Linked DNA regions of Homo sapiens: region 1 is linked to region 2. A link is a loop called in an ENCODE intact Hi-C map of the cell type or tissue named here. Cell type or tissue: endothelial cell of umbilical vein. All regions are shown on one strand. Links, peaks and the distances in the headings refer to the core of each region. The heading gives the core; the rest is flanking DNA.

Region 1 (2,930 bases), core at 174-2,673, 930 kb before region 2:
ATTTTTGTACTCTCAGATCCTAGCAATGAGTTTATTATATAATTCATTAATATAACAGATTAATTGATCTTGTGAGCATAAAAATATACAGATAGGACTTTAATAATAAACTTAATAACATCTACCCAATAGTTCAGGAGTCACCAAGGGCTTTAAATTAGATCATTTAAAACTGTGTGCCCAATCAGGTTACTTAAAAATTGCTGCCTATAGAAAACCTGAGAGGAGGTATTACCAACTCTAGCATCAAGAAAACAAGTTCTGCCACTTACACCATATGCCACTTGCATGTTGATCTCAAATATACCACAGCCTAGATCTTCATGTTTCATAAGGGTAAATGATTAAGAATATCCTCAGCCTCAATTTCAGCTCTAAATTGGAAATAATTGCAGCATCTATGTCATAGGTTTAAAATTAGAATTAACCTACACTTACAGTGCTAGCCATATGGGAAATATTCATAAATATTAGCTAATGAGAAATGGACAAATAAAATTTAAAAGCAAATATTAAACAGATATTATCATTAACCGTCTCCAGGAATAAATTCTAATTTAAAAGTGCATTTAAAAAAAGATCAGCCCCGGGCGCGGTGGCTCACGCCTGTAATCGCAGCACTTTGGGAGGCGGAGGCGGGGATCACGAGGTCAGGAGATCGAGACCATCATGGCTAACACGCTGAAACCCCGTCTCTACTAAAAATACAAAAAATTAGCCGGGTGTGGTGGCGGGCGACTGTAGTCCCAGCTACTGGGGAGGCTGAGGCAGGAGAATGGTGTGAACCTGGGAGGCGGAGCTTGCAGTGAGCCAAGATCGCGCCACTGCACTCCAGCCTGGGCGACAGAGCGAGACTCCGTCTCAAAATAAAATAAAATAAAATATAAAAATAAAAAAGATCAGCTGTTACATTATTTCCAGTTCGGCTTGTATTATTAAAATCATATGTAAGCACACCAATTTCCCAGCAATAAATAAAGTATAAACTTAGGAAATAATAGGCTGAATGTGAGAGAAATAGACAATATAGTAAGACTGGGGCAGGATTTGTAGAACAACACAGGAGGTCCTAAGTGGTTAGTGGTCAGTAACAGGCACACTGTCATTTAAGCTCTTAAGAAGAGAGACTATATCCCATTTATATTTCTATCATCTCTATCTCTATCATCTCTATATCTATCTCTATCATCTCTCTATTGATCTATCTGAAAACCTCTAAGTATAGAGCTAATAGTGATGACTTGAGGCATTATTTCTTGATTAAACATAAGTGAATGCCAGGTCAAGGAGTATCAAGTCAGAGAATGCAGCCGATTTAGAGAAAAGAAGGCTTCTAAGGCTACCTAAACAAAATAATGATCTCATAGGGATTTCATGGGAAGCAGATCTTTGGATCACTAAAAGTTATAGGCATCAAACAAAACCACAAAGGCAAATGGAAAATTAAGTAAGATCAGAGGTGAAGTTGTTATTTACTGATAGGATAATTTTATGTGAACTGTTGGTCAAGTATCTATTTTGTCTATAAGGCATTAGTTATAACTTTTAATTATTAGTCAAACACTGCCCTCTAGTGGCAGACCTTCAGTTTAGCATTGCAAATAGTGTGAACATTTGATAACACTAGATCTCACTTCGCACACCACAATTTGTTTTAATTTTTTCTTAGGTAGAAACTCTATGTAGACATAATATATATGTATTTCCTTATGTGTATGCATGTATGTCTAACTATTCTTCATATTTCATTTTACTTCTATGATATCTGGAGAAAATATTGAAAATGAAGAATGATACATAGCAGAAACCATAATTAAGAACTTTGACTAATTATCAATTATTTCAATATCAAATATATTTTTTATTCTAAAATACTTAATTTGCCGTATTAAGGAGATTTATATAATTTAATTATTCTACTTTCCAATATAAATGTAAAGACAAAAATAAATATACTTCTTTTCTCTTTTGTTCACCAGCCAGAGGCTAAGGAGGTTAGTGGAGATAGGCAGGGAGTACCAGGAGAGGTTGGTCATTGGGTGCAAAGTTACAGTTAAACAGAAATAATAAGTTTTGGTGTTTTATAACACAACAGGGTGACTACAGCAAATAATAATGTAGTGTATATTTTAAGACAGCTAGAAGAGATTTTGAATATTGTCACCACAAAGCATTGGTAAATCTTTAAAGTGATGGGTATGATAATTACCCCAGTTTGATCATTGTACTATTTATACATGCATTGAAAGTTCACAATTTACTCCATAAATACATACAATTGTGTGTCAATTATAAATTTTGAAACTAAGTTAACTAAAGAAATCTCACCATTTGACATCCAGGGAAGAAAAATGAGTCCCAATTTTTCTGCGACTTCAGCTACAGTGAGGAAAAAGGCAGAACATGTTCCTTTTCCCTTTGCAAAGATGTGAGATCTTTGTGCGGTTCAAAAGTGAGCTTGAGCCTATTTAAGAGTCTAGGTTTCCTGGTGGTGGAACCAGCTCTTAAGAAAACATAGAGCTTGCTCCACCTGTGATGGAGACTCCCACTAGCAGGTAGCCTTGGGCAGGAGTGTTTTTCTAGTTCTACCATTAAACAACCTCCAGGCATATACAAAACTGTCATCACAAACAGTGTGATGATCCAGTCTTACTCAACATTAATATTTTCTTTACTATTAGAGGCTTGAAATATGTAAGTTACCCCAAATATAGTTATATTATAACACACAATAGATCAAGTTTTAAGAAAATTCTAAAGAGAGAATGAGAAGAAAGAGGAAGAGAAAGAGTGAAAGAGAGAGAGAAAGTGTGCACACACTAACAAGCAAAGACACATACAACACATTACAGAAAAACAACTGTTCCAAAACCTCAAATAAATTTGGTATTATTGTATTTAAAAATTTTATGCTAATGAGTAAAGAGATC
Region 2 (2,930 bases), core at 106-2,605:
CCGTGCTAACTCTGTCCTTACTTTTTACCTATGTTTTACCTTGCAAATGACACCCCCACCCCCGACTACCTACAGAGATATATGAGGGCACCGCTTTAAAACCCCACTTTGGCTAAGCTGAGTGGAGCTGGAGCTATATTACAACTGCGGTCCCTCCCTTCTCTCTCTAGTGCAGGCAGCAGCACTCAAGCAGTTAACCACCTTCTAAGTGTCCTGGTAATACATTCCTGCCGCAACACTCCTCAGCTCTCCAGAATCGGATTTCTGAAAATGTCTCTACACAGAGACATTCGCTTCCCCGCTCAGCAGAAAGGGCTGTAGTCAGGGCCAAGGAGAGTAAAATATGAGCTTACGAATGTGGGGCAGGACATACATTGTTTTTTTTTTTGTTTTTTTTTTTTTTGACTCAGAGAACTCAAGCTTCTGCACGACAGTGTGAGTCTCCAGCAAACGCCAGTCTTTAAAATGCACATAAAGGATGACAATTTGTTCCCTGAATATCACTGGCTGGCAGAGCCCCTGAACAAATTATTAGAAAGTGTGTGGGTGGAGGAGGATTTAGTCCCAATTATTAACCTACTGGAAGCTATATATATGCAACTATAATCATATATACTCATTATCATATCTCCAGTTGCCTCCAAATGCTGGCATTTAATGAGTTAAAGTCCAATGACTATGGCAATTAAGGTTATAAGTAAAATACTCCTCAGATATTTGACTGAAAGTATATGCTTGCTCTTCGTACTTTGTAGGAAGAGCACAGAGAGGCAGGAAAGGAAAGGAATGGGTTTTGGAGAGCACATCAAGCCAAAATAACACACTTGTTCTGACCATCCTAGGTACTGTGACAATAATTAGGAGGAAGAATACCCTTCTGTGGGTTGGAAAAGCCAGGAAGAAGAGACTTAAGTTAAGCTAGCATACATCAAAAATAATTGACAATGGTTAGGCTTCATTGTAGAGAAGCCTGCACTGGCATTGCAGCCACCAGCCCACCACCCACCTAAGAATTATTATTTGAAAAGGATGTCAGAGGATTATAGAAGATCCTTGTGTCTGCTCCAATTAGGATCAACACTTCTGCTGCTTGCTCACTGAGCATTCAGTAATGATGAAAGCATATTGACCCCTGCTGGAAATGTGTAGAACTGCAGCCTTTTTCTCTGGCCAAATAGGATTTAAAAGGAAGGCATCTTCTAAACTACCATTTACACGTATCAAGCCTAAGGGGTATGTGTTTGTTTGTTTGCTTATTTGTTTTAAAGAAGGCTTTATATCACAATGCCAATATGAAACTAGTTTACTCATTGCAAACATTATTTCAAAACATTTCACGAACCCAAGACAAAGCTTCTTCTAATGATATAGCTTTATATTTTTTTGTACAGAGCTTAATCACTATCTTGTTTAAAATTGTAAGCAACAGCCAGTGAGCATCAAACTTGGGTCCTCTCGATTATTTCTTAGAAGTCTCTGACTTACTGACCTCAAAATATATTATTTTCAAAGAAACTTAAGATCAGGAAAATGTTCTAACACTCTAGGTAATTATTTTGTTTCCACTCTAAATACTATCCCAAGGGTTAAATCTCTGTGACAGTTTTCTCCTAAGATATTTTCCACACAACTAAGGGCTCTAAACTTGTATTGCTATGCTAGAATATTAATCAGACACTCTACCTTCTAAGAATTCTTACAGAAAAGTTCAGGGAAAAAAATATTTTCCAGTATATTTGGGGGTCACCAAGTTTCCACCTAAGTGCTTAGAGGACATGGAACAGTTAACTCATACAGTACATGACTTGTTATTTTGTGGAATGTACTAAAATGATGTAGATATTATAATTCTTGCTCTGTGTTAGGGGTTTTAGAGAGGAAGTATTTCTCGATATAAGTTAACAGAATAATTATCAACGTCAGCAGTCAATATAAGCTCTCCAGCAGCAGCTAGACTATGGTCTCTTGGCGTGTTCTATTAGCTGGCCCACTCATGAGGTTCAAAGCTTTGCCAAGACTAGGAGGCCATTCTGTGTACAGATCAGTAGCCTGGCTCCATATAATGGTTGCCACAGCACCCCTCAACTCAACCCATTGTTCTGAAAATGCTATCAGTTAAATGCTATCCATAAACACTATCAGTTAAATACAAAAAAAAAATTGCAAGCTCTATTCTTATTCCATGTAGAGAAATTTGAAGAACATATTGTATTTATGTGAGTTCAGTGGTTATATTAATATGATGTTCCTTTCTTTTAAAACAAATAAAAAGCACCTCCATGATTAGGGTAAATTAAGGACAGGCATGCCTCAGAGATCTTGTGGGTTCTGTTCCAGAAAGCTGCAATAAAGGAAATATCACAATAAAGCGAGTCACATAATTTTTTTGTTTCCCTGCACACATAAAAGTTATGTTTACACTATATGGTAGTCTATTAAATGTTCAATAGCATTATGTCTAAAGAAACCATGTAAATATCTTAATTTAAAAATATTTTGTTGCTAAAAATGCTAACAATCATCTTAGCCTTCAGTGACTCTTAACTGTTCTGCCTGTGGAGGGTATTGCCTCAGTGCTGATCCCTGCTGACTGATCAGGGTAGGGGTTGCTGAAGGCTAGGGTGGCTGTAGCAATTTCTTCAAGTAAGACAACAATGAAGTTTGCTGCATAGATTGACTCTTCCTGTCACAAGAGTTTTCTCTGTAGAATGTGACGCTATTTGATAGCATTTTACCCACATAATACCTCTTTCAAAACTGGATTCTGTCCCCTTAACCTAGGCAGCTACTTTGTCAACTCAGTTTCTGTAATATTCTAAATCCTTTGTTGTTATTTCAACAATTTTCATAGCATCTCCCTCAGGTGTAGACTCCATCTCAAGGGACCAGTAGGTCTCAACAGTGGGCTTAAAATATTCAGTGAACCATTC

The links. Hi-C counts contacts between places; a loop is a spot of excess contacts. Peaks named below come from ENCODE experiments on the same cell type or tissue, not always from the same donor. Only the 100,000 strongest peaks of a DNase experiment are listed, where the experiment ranks them.
Region 1: it touches region 2 in a loop (6-fold over the local background); 2 of 110 quality-filtered maps call a loop at or near these places.

The regions. Positions count from the first base shown.
Region 1 is chr4:103,932,816-103,935,745 of GRCh38, forward strand. No RefSeq gene overlaps it. Among named protein-coding and RNA genes, the nearest start is that of LINC02503, 27 kb to the right of the region's middle. In endothelial cell of umbilical vein, for the core only: a CTCF peak has its summit at 1,595 (motif pointing left); no DNase peak of the experiment used is centred there.
Region 2 is chr4:104,859,584-104,862,513 of GRCh38, forward strand. No RefSeq gene overlaps it. Among named protein-coding and RNA genes, the nearest start is that of TET2, 290 kb to the right of the region's middle. In endothelial cell of umbilical vein, for the core only: a CTCF peak has its summit at 1,146 (motif pointing left); a DNase peak (open chromatin) is centred at 1,138.